2 separate regions of the Homo sapiens genome follow, and region 2 is linked to region 1. A link is an interaction called in ENCODE POLR2A ChIA-PET data of the cell type or tissue named here. Cell type or tissue: CD4-positive, alpha-beta T cell. All regions are shown on one strand. Links, peaks and the distances in the headings refer to the core of each region. The heading gives the core; the rest is flanking DNA.

What was found. Peaks named below come from ENCODE experiments on the same cell type or tissue, not always from the same donor. Only the 100,000 strongest peaks of a DNase experiment are listed, where the experiment ranks them.
Region 2: POLR2A ChIA-PET joins it to region 1 with 5 read pairs; 1 of 35 experiments calls an interaction of 5 or more read pairs at or near these places.

Annotation. Positions count from the first base shown.
Region 1 is chr19:18,114,784-18,120,153 of GRCh38, forward strand. All of the region lies in intron 3 of MAST3 (microtubule associated serine/threonine kinase 3), which reads left to right. Among named protein-coding and RNA genes, the nearest start is that of MAST3, 20 kb to the left of the region's middle. RefSeq lists a silencer at 2,926-3,385 and enhancers at 3,118-3,989, 3,476-3,525. In CD4-positive, alpha-beta T cell, for the core only: no CTCF peak of the experiment used is centred there; DNase peaks (open chromatin) are centred at 3,078 and 4,628; H3K4me3 peaks cover 2,366 bases; H3K27ac peaks cover 2,184 bases.
Region 2 is chr19:19,595,558-19,600,927 of GRCh38, forward strand. PBX4 (PBX homeobox 4) reads right to left here. Exons shown (of 8, transcript NM_025245.3): 2 at 3,735-3,808. Among named protein-coding and RNA genes, the nearest start is that of PBX4, 20 kb to the right of the region's middle. RefSeq lists enhancers at 2,371-2,580, 3,211-3,320, 3,621-3,750. In CD4-positive, alpha-beta T cell, for the core only: no CTCF peak of the experiment used is centred there; DNase peaks (open chromatin) are centred at 2,534 and 3,354; H3K4me3 peaks cover 903 bases; H3K27ac peaks cover 4,119 bases.

The sequences.
Region 1 (5,370 bases), core at 180-5,179:
AGCATCGTCAGAGACACTTTCCTTCTGGAGCCTCAAATCCCAAGGGCAGGAAGAATGTGGATTTTCTACCTAGGGCACTAGGAGCCATAGAGTGTGGTGCTGGGAGCGGCACAGATATATGGGCAGGTGGGAAGCGCTGGGGTAGTCCCACTAAAAAGGGACCGTTGAACGGGGGTGTCTGTATATCTACCTGAGACTTTGGCATTTACAGTCACAGCACATGCAGGGAGAGTCAAATGCCAATGTCACAGAGTTTGTCAGGGACAGGGCTAGGATATGACCCCTGGGAGAGGGATTCACCCAGGAATGCAGTTTTGTTTTGCTGTGAGAGCAATAGGGAGCCATGGAGGGTTTGTGAGCAGGGGGAAGGGCATGATCTGGGGAGCAGTGGGCCGACACCAGAGATCAGTGGCTCAGCCAGCCTTTCATGGAAGGCCTTCACCGTGGCAGCAGGCCCTCTGGATTGTCAGCTGCAGCCCTGTTTTGCAGAGGGGGAAACTGAGGACAAATGAGCATGGGAGAAGGTTCTCTCCCTGCTACAGATGTCAGGGCAGTGGGTGTATGTAATAGGGGGTGTGTAGGTGTTACTGGGTGTAGCTGTGGCTGGGGACGAGGGGGCAGCGCCTTTACCGAGTGTGTGCAAAGGTGTGTCCCCGTGCATATGGGGTGGCTCAGCACGTAGTGACAGCAAGTGGAGACTGTGGCCCCATCCCCACTTGGGTCCCCAGACTCAAGAGAATCTGCACCCCGCATGAGGCTTGGGCTGCATACCTGGGGGTCATAGGTGACCACTCCCATACTCATCACCATCTCTGGTGGTCTCAAAACCACCATCTCCCCTGGTCTCAAAACAAGTCCCAAATCCACCCACTTTTCTCCACAGCTTCAATATTCCCCTCCCAGACACCGTCCCAGACCCTTACTGGCCTCCTGCTACCTTCATTCCTGTCCCCCAGCAGTCTGCTCCCCATAGCAGACACAAGGGGGTTTACAAACGTAGTCCACATCATACCCTTTCTCTGCTCAAGCACCCTCCATGGCTCCCCATTGCTCCTACAATACAATTGCACTCCTCCCTGCAGCCCACAAGGCTTATGTGGTCAGCCCCGCTGGCATTTTGCCCTCAGTGCTGCCTCAGAGAGTTGTGCCCTTTGCCTGGGACACGCTTTCTGCATAGCCAGCTCCTTCCTCCTCCATTTCTGGCTGGCTGCAGCATTACCTCCTCTGAGAGGCCTCCTGGCTAAAGTCGCCCCTTGCAGTGTTCTCTCCTTTCTCTTCCCTTCTCAGCCTTGGTATTTGAAATTATCTTTTTTTTTTTTTTTTTTTTTGAGACGGAGTCTCGCTCTATCACCCAGGCTGGAGTGCATTGGTGTGATCTCGGCCCACTGCAACCTCCACCTCCCGGGTACAAGTGATTCTACCACCTCAGCCTCCAGAGCAGCTGGGAATACAGGCATGCACCACCATGCCCAGCTATTTCTTTTGTACTTTTATTTCTTTTATTTTTTATTTTTTTTTATTTTTTTGAGACAGAGTTTCGCTCTTGTTGCCCAGGATGGAGTGCAATGGTGCTATCTCAGCTCACTGCAACCTCCGCCTCCTGGGTTCAAGCGATTCTCCTGCCTCAGCCTCCCAAGTAGTTGGGATTATAGGGACGTGCCACCACGCCCAGCTAATTTTGTATTTTTTTTAGTAGAGACTGGGTTTCACCTTGTTGGCCAGGCTGGTCTCAAACTCCTGACCTCAGGTGATCCGCCCGCTTCGGCCTCCCAAAGTGCTGGGATTACAGGCGTGAGCCACCACGCCCAGCCGAAATTATCTTGCTCATTGAATTGTTTCCTGTTGGCTGGGCAAGGTGGCTCACGCCTGTAATCCCGGCACTTTGGGAGGCCAAGGCGGGAGGATCACCTGAGGTCAGGAGTTTGAGACGAGCCTGGCCAACATGGTGAAACTCCGTCTCTACTAAAAATACAAAAAAATTAGCTGGGCGTGGTGGTGCAACACCTGTAATCCCAGCTTCTCGGGAGGCTGAGACAGGAGAATCGTTTGAACCCAGGAGGCGGAGGCTGCAGTAAGCTGAGACTGCGCCATTGCATTCCAGCCTGGGCAACGAGAGCGAAACTCTGTCTCAAAAAAAAAAAATTTGTCTCTTTAGCTATGAAGCCTGGGCCCCAGCATTGGGCCTGGACTGGGTCCCAAAGTGTCCTGTGGCCCAGGAAGGGGCATCCCTCATGATGACACTGCCCCTGACTTGCCTGGGCTGTCATGACAGGAGGAAGCATTAATTCAGTCCTTACGGTGGGAGACACTTCTGCTTCCATAGTGAACACATATTGTACCCTCAGCCCTGTTCCAGGCTCTGTGTCTCAGATTTTATTCTGTTTTCAGTATGGGGGATGTTACGCATGGGGAAACAGAGGCCTGGAAGTTAGCCTGATGCTATCGTTTATAGAGATAAATTATATATAGATATGGAACATATACCAGGTGCCCTTGGAAGCGCCCCCTTACATCTGATTTGTGTAATTCTCATGTCAGTTCAGTTTTCCTCCAATTTCACAGTTGAGGAGACTGAGGCTGGAGTTCAATCAGGTGGCTGCTTCCTAACTGAGGCAGGGCTGATGGCCTTTCCCGCCACACACAGACAGAGCATGTCAGACGCCCCGACTCAATTTGCCAAACACACCCTCTATGCCAGTCCGGTGCTGGGAGCTGCTGGGACCCTAAGGAGCCCCCAGCCTGGGGAAGACATAGCCGGACAGACAGGAAAGCGGGTTTTTCAGAGGAGAGGACGCAGTTTTGCCAGGCTAGATTCCAAGCAGTGGGGCCAGGGTGGGCGTGGTAGCATGAGCCGGCCAGGACGCTGGGGTGGGTCTTGGGTGCCGCACTGAGAAGGGGTCAGTGCTCTGGGAGAGAGGAAAAAGATGGAGGGAGCGATTAGATTTACATTTTAGCAGAAAGGAGCCAAAATGCCTGCCCCTAGCTCGAGGTTAAGGTGCTGCCAACGCCCCGCCCCCGCCGCCCGCGGTCGTAGCAACGCCCGGCCTCAGCCGCCCGCGGCCCTAGCAACGCTCCGCCTCTCCGCCCGCGGCCATGGCAGCGCCCCGCCCACTCGCCGGCACGCGGGTCCGCCGGCCTCGCTTCCGCGTCGCTCGCTCCGCCTCCCGACAGGCCCCGCCCCCAACGGCCCCGCCCCCGCACTCGCCTGGGCGGAGTTCCAGTCGCGCTCGGGGGCGCGCGCTTCCTTCTCGCCGCCCCCCCATCCCCGCAGCCCCGTGCGCCCCCCTCCCTGTCCGGCTCCGCGGGGCTCCTGGGGCCGATCCCACCGCCGAGGCCTCCCTTCCCGGCCTCGGGCGGCTGCGGCGGCACAAAGGGAAGCAGCATGTCCGACCCCAGCTACTGGACGGCGGTGGCGGCTCCCGGCCATCGGAGCCGCCTGGCAAAAGGCGCGCTGCTGCAGCGCTCCAAGAGGTAGGGGGCACGGCGCCGGCGAAGGCTCGGCGGCCAGCCGAGCAAACAGGAGTTGCCAGAAGTGTGTCCTGGCCGCGTGGCGCGGACCACGGCGAGCGTCTGTCTGTGGCAGCAGTGGGAAGGGGGGAGGACGCCTGTGGATCGAGGTGTCCCCTGGGGTCCCTGGCACCCTCCTTTCGCCCCTCGTTCCCTGGACTGGGGTGTCTGTCCGCCAGCGTCGCAGCTGGGGTGGTGACAGACAGGAGTGAGTTGAGATTGAGCTAGGATTTGAACCCGGGTGTCCAGGGCTGGGCAGAACCAGGGAGGAACTTCTTGGAAAAACTGAGGCTGATCTGCCGCTGGGGGTCCATTCAGCAGAAATGTTGGCTCAGAAGCAAATATTTACTGCACGAGGCTGGCATTTGGGTGGGGTGTCAGGAGTCCAGATAGTTGGGGTTAACCCCCGCCAAAGCCTCACCGCTCTTGGAGTCTCAGTTTCCCCTTTTGAAAAGCAGAGAGGATAAGTGAGGGCTGTGGATTCTACCAGACCTGGGTTCAAATTTCGACTCAGCCACTACCAGGCTGTGTGACCTCAAGTAGCTCCTTAACCTCTCTGTGCTTGGGTTTCTCATTGGTGCTGGACTGGGGCAAAGTCTGGGCGGTGGGACCAGCTACCGAAAGACCTTGAATGCTGAGTCCAGGGCTTAAACTTACCTCCAAGATCGTGGGGAGCATTGGAGGGGGAATATGGGTGCCAGAGGGATGAGGTGCAGGAGGCTGGCTTCAGGCCCCTGCTTTCTGCCACATTCTCTCTGTTGTGTCCTGGGTACCAAGAGAGGATCGTTCTCAAATGGCAACTTCTCGAGGTCCTGGATCTCCTCCAGGAAGAGTTGAACAAACAGTCGGCCCTGCATAGATGCTTGGGAAGTGAACAGATGATGCTTAGTTCTCCTTTGAGGCCTCACATTTGGCCGTGTTTTCAAGAAGACCTCGCCCAAGAACAGGAGGGAGGGCAACGAAGTGTTTTTCCCAAATGCTTTTGGAAGCAGCAAGTGATACAGCAGGATCGGGGAGGGAGGGTGCTGGTGGTGCAGTGTGGGGGCGAGGAACCAGGTGAGGGGCTGGGAGAGGATGTGGAGACAGCCAGGTGAGCGTGCATTGAGGGGTTGGCAGGAAGTTTTGCAGAAACCTGTGGGTTTCACTTTTGCTTCTGCAGCTCAGGCTGGGAGACAATCACTGTGACTGTTGACATCTGTGGCTTCAGTTTCCCAGTCTGGAAAATGGGCTCAGCTGGTCATTCCCAACTCTGGGGCTTGTTGGAATTGGCAGATGTTGGGGATGTAATTCACTCAGGAGGCACTGGCTGCCCTCCCGGCGTGAGCCAGGCCCTGTGAGCATTGTCTAGGCAAAGACAACAGTGTATGTACCCGAGTCCGACCCAAAGCTGAGCACTGGATGTGGTAGGTTTCATCCTTCAAGGTAGAGATGAGGAAACAGGCTCAAGGGGCAGCCACATGTGGAGACGTAGACAGGCTGGGCCTCTTCTCCCTGCCCACCTTGTCACCTGTGTCCTTTGATGATCATACGCTTGTTCTCCCATGGATTGACCTGCTCCGAGCATTCTGCCTGGGACCCCATTTCTGCACCTCGGAGGCCCCGAGACTTCATCTCTCCCTCCCCGCGAGATTCTCCCGCCGCTGAGCTGCGTTGGCGGCTTGGGGTGTGTGGGCTGATGCTCTTGTGGAGCAGAGCTGTTGCTGGGCAACTGCTCTGGTGGGGCGGGGGACGGTGTCGCTCCCAACTTCCTTCTGTCAAGGTGTGGGCTGAGGCCAGGGCCCAGGTGGGAGAAGAAGCCAGGCAGGGTGTGAGAGACCTGGGCCAGGGATCTGGTGGCCAGAAGGGAACTGGGATGGAAAGAGG
Region 2 (5,370 bases), core at 249-5,248, 1.5 Mb after region 1:
ATTTAAATAAGGAACAGATAAGACAGGTCATCAGATATTTACATACCCATGAGAGGCATATGAGGTGGGCAGGAAGCCAGGGGCATCACAGCCCAGCATCTGGCCCCGTCGGGAGGATGACCTGGCACTGGGTGTTGGAGACCAACAGGGGGCATATCATGTGGGGGCTGTCAGCAGCAGCAGTCTGCTGGGGGGTGGGGACAAGGAGGGGTCTGCTTGGCTGGGGGATTAAGTATACTTGGGGGTGAAGGAGGTGGGAGATTGATTACACAAGCAAAAGTACTGAGGACAACAGGAGCAGGCTCTCACTGTTGGAGGAAGGAGTCACAAACCTGGGAAGAGAGAAAAATAGTGGGAACCCTGTGGTGAACTAGAATTAAAGATATTGGAGTGGGCCAGGTACAGTGGCTCATGCATGTAATCCCAGCACTTTGGGAGGCCAAGGTGGGAGTATTGCTTGAGCCCAGGAGGTTGAGGCTGCAATGAGCTGTGACTTCACCACTGCATTCCAGCCTGGTGACAGAGTGAGACCCTGTCTCAAAAATAAAAATAAGCTGGGTGCGGTGGATCACATCTCTAATCCCAGCACTTTGGGAGGCTGAGGCGGGCAGGTCACTTGAGGTCAGGAGTTTGAGACGAGTCTGGCCAACATGATGAAACCCTGTCTCTACTAAAAATACAAAATTAGCCAGGCGTGGTGGTGCACACCATAATCCCAGCTACTCAGAGGCTGAGGCAGGAGAAATGCTTGAACCTGGGAGGCTGAGATTGCACCACTGCACTCCAGGCTGGGCAACAGAGTGAGAATAAATAAATAAATAAATAAATAAACAAACAAAAATAAAGATATCATAATGAACTCATGGTTTTTAATATATAAAAACATAGGAAAACAGATGTGAATGTGTGCGCACGTGTGTGTGTGTACACACGCATCTGTAATAACCCACAAATATTCCTTAGCTCTGTGTCCTAAGAGTGTCCAAGAGCAGCAACACCCCAACAGCAATGAGCACATCAAAGGCCAAGATTTACTCTGAAAGGAATCAGGGCTCCTTAGAGAATTGGGTGAAGCAGGCAGAGGCAGAACAGAATATGAGCCTGGTTGGGCACAGTGGCTCACACACATAATCCCAGCATTTTGGGAGGCCAGGAGTTTGAGACCAGCCTGGGCAACATGACAAAACCCTCTCTCTACAAAAAATACAAAAATTAGCTGGGCAACGTGGCTCGTGCCTGTAGTCCCAGCTACTTGGGAGGATGGGGTGTGAGGATCACCCACCCAGGAGGCTGAAGTGAGCCAAGATTATGTCACTGCCCTCCAGCCTGGGTGACAGAGTGAGACCCTGTCTCCAAAAAAAAAAAAAAAAGGCCAGGTGTGATGGCTCACGCCTGTAATCCCAGCACTTTGGGAGGCAGACAGGCAGGCGGATCACCTGAGGTCAGGAGTTCAAGACCAGCCTGGCCAACATGGTGAAACCCCATCTTTAATAAAAAATACAAAAAATTAGCTGGGTGTGGTGGCAGGCGCCTGTAATCCCGGCTACTCAGAGGCTGAGGCAGGAGAATTGCTTGAACCTGGAAGGCGGAGATTGCAGTGAGCCAAGATCGTGCCATTGCACTCCAGCCTGGGCAATAAGAGTGAAACTCCATCTCCAAAAAATAAAAATAAAAATAAATTTACACTGGGGAGGGTTAGGGACATCATGTCCTCATAGCATTTAGGCGAAACTTAAATGTAGATTTAAACTTGAATTTCTCCTTTAGTCACCAGATCTCTTCTGAAGGCTGGGCACCATGCCCACAGCCTTACATATATGAATTCACACAGCCCTCAACAGTCCTCAGTAACCATGAGCTAAGTATTATTATTGCCCCACAAATCAGAGGAGGACCAGGAACAGAGAAAGGTTCAGCCAAGGACCAGGGTCATGCAGCCAGAGGTGGAGGCAGAATTCAGACCCTCTTGCTGTTCTCAACTACTATATATGTCAAGTACACATCAATCTTGCACCAAAACAGTGTTCAGAAAGAAGCACACTTTTGTACAACATATACACACACTTTCCACAAGCCTCAGCAAATATGAAGTGCTATGCTCCAAAGTGACACACAAAATTCAAATAATTGACCTCAAGAGACCAACTCACTCTAAGAAATCAAGTGACACGTTGTGCAGATGACCCTTGGTTTAAATATCTTCATCTTATTTGGTGGCCCCACTTATAAGCTACTTTCAAATTGTTATTAACCTTGACCAAGTGATCAAGGTCAATGGTAGCAGTGACAGGACATATTGACAGCATGTTTTCCCTGACACAATGTGCTGAGGACACACACATTGCCTCTGTGGGACTCTGGCCACAGATGCACAACTTCAGTCCAATCTAGAGGAAACATCAGACAAACCGCACTGAGGGATGTTCTACAAAATGACTGAGCGCTTCTTAAAATGGTCAGCGTCATTCATGGATGACAAGGTCACAGATCACAGGAGACCAAAGAGACATGATGACTAAATACAACGTGGGATTCAGGGCAGAAAAGGGCATTAGGGCAAAAACTGGGGAACTCCAAATGAGGTCTGTAGTTCAGTTAAAGATCATTGTACTCAGCGTAATTTCCTGGTTTCCATATTTGTACTATGGCTCTGAAGGTGTTGACGAGACAGGAAGCCCGGAGAAGGAGATACGAGAACTCTCTGTACTATTTTTTCAACTTTTCTTTTTCTTTTCTTTCCTTTTTTTTTTTTTTTTTGAGACGGAGTCTTACTCTTCTTGCCCAGGCTGGAGTGCAATGGCGCGATCTCGGCTCACTGCAACCTCCACCTCCTGGGTTCAAGTGATTCTCCTGCCTCAGCCTCCCAAGTAGCTGGGATTACAGGCATGTGCCACCATGCCTGGCTAATTTTGTATTTTTAGTAGAGATGGGGGTTTCACCATCTTGGCCAGGCTGGTCTTGAACACCTGACCTCGTGATCCACCTGCCTCGGCCTCCCAAAGTACTGGGACTACAGGTATGAGCCACTGTGCCCAGCCGACAAAACTGTTCTTATTCAATTTCCCTAAGTCTGTCATTTTTCCTTTTTCTATATGACTGAATGCTAAGCACCTCTTAGGTCTTCGACCTAGAATGCAGCTGCTTGTTACTGATTTGCAACAGTATTTCTCAGTTATAAACTACAAAATAAATCAGTGTGCATACTGGAAACCAGGGCAATGATAAGGCAGAAAGAAAACATCCTAGCCGTCTTCTGCGAGACAGAAGGGATGAGCAAAACGGCCCACCATGCACATAAGGGCTGAGACAAGATCAGAGGTGTGCTGCCGCAGCTCTAGTCACACACAGGAAGTGCCTTTTTTTTTTTTTTTTTTTTTGAGACAGAATTTCACTCTTGTTGCCCAGGCTGGAGTGCAATGGCGTGATCTTGGCTCACCGCACACTCTTGTTGCCCAGGCTGGAGTGCAATGGCGCGATCTTGGCTCACCGCAACCTCCACCTCCCAGGTTCAAGCGATTCTCCTACCTTAGCCCCCCGAGTAGCTGGGATTACCGGCATGCGTCACCACGCCTGGCTAATTTTTGTATTTTTAATAGAGACAGGGTTTCTCCATGTTGGTCAGGCTGGTCTGGAATCCAGCCTCAGGTGATCTGCCCGCCTCCGCCTCCCAATGTGCTGGGATTACAGGCATGAGCCACCACGCTCGGCCAGAAAGTGTCTTCTAAACAGCCTACCTGTCTTTTCCTTGATCTCACAGAGCACGCTGAACAGAGCAGGCTTCATCCGATGGCAATTCAGAGCATGCTTTCTGAAAGGGAGGTGACAGAGGAGGGTGTGAGAAAAGAATAGTCATCATCTTGTCCCCAAGAGTAAAGATCTTCCATACTGAGAAATCAAACCAAACGAGATCTGCCACTCTGACTGTAGATAAGTCGCCTTATGAAAATGCAGTACAATCATATTTCATGTGAATTTGATTTGCACAAAATCAATATAAAGGCCAGCCGTGGTGGCTCACGCCTGTAATCCCAGCACTTTGGGAGGTCGAGGCAGGTGGATCACTTGAGGTCAGGAGTTTGAGACCAGCCTGGCCAGCATGGTGAAACCCTATCTCTATTAAAAATACAAAACTTGGCCAGGCACAGTGGCTCATGCCTATAATCCCAGAACTTTGGGAGGCCAAGGCAGGCGGATTGCCTGAGGTCAGGAGTTCGAGACCAGCCTGGCCAGCATGGTGAAACCCTGTCTCTACTAAAAATACAAAAATTAGTTGGGCATGGTGGTGCCCACCTGTAATCCCAGTTACTCAGGAGGCTGAGGCAGGAGAATTGCTTAGACCCGGGAGGCAGAGGTTGCAGTGAGCCGAGATCAGGCCACTGCACTCCAGCCTAAGTGACAGAGTGAGACTCCATCTCAAAAAAAAAAAAAAAAAAAATTCGCCAGGAACAGTGTCATGCACCTGTAATCCCAGCTACTCAGGTGGGTGAGGCAGGAGAAATGCTTAAACCTTGGAGGCAGAGGTTGCAGTGAGCCAAGATTGTGCCACTGTACTCCAGCCCAGGCAATAGAGTGAGACTCTGTCTCAATAATAATAATAATAATAATGTAAAGCAATATACAAATATTCAAAACATTTCCCACTATATGCAAAAGTTTAAACAATGCAAATAACTCATCAAAAACTATGGTAAGGCATTAGTGGCTCATGTCTGTAATCTCAACGCTTTGGGAGGCCAAGGCAGGAGGACCACTTGAGCCCAGAAATTTAAGATCGGCCTGGGCAACATGGTGAGACCCATTCTCTTCAAAAATTTAAAAATTAGCTGGGCATGGTGGTATGCCTGTAGTCCCAATCCCTCAGGAGGCTGAGACAGGAGGATGGCTTGAGACCATGAGTTAGAGGCTGTAGTGAGCTATGAACATGCCACTGTACTCCAGCCAGCATAACAGAGGCCTTGTCATTAAGAAAAAAAAAAAAAGGCCAGAGGCAGTGGCTCATGCCTGTAATCCCAGCACTTTGGGCGGCCGAGGCGGATGGATCGCCTGAGGTCAGGAATTTGAGACCAGCCTGGCCAACATGGTGAAACCCCGTCTCTACTAAAAGTACAAAAAAGCTGGGCGTGGTGGTGCACACCTGTAATCCCAGCTACTCGGGAGGCTGACACAGGAGAATTGCTTGAACCAGGGAGGCAGAGGTTGCAGTGAGCTGAGATCGCACCAGTGAACTCCAGCCTGGGCAACAGAGAGAGACTCCATCTCAAAAAAAAAAAAAAAAAAGAAAGAAAAAAAAAGAACTATGAAATATCAAGGTCCAACAACTTGAAATCTGTGTTCACACTATGGTCCTGCAGTGGTGTATCCTGGTGCCTA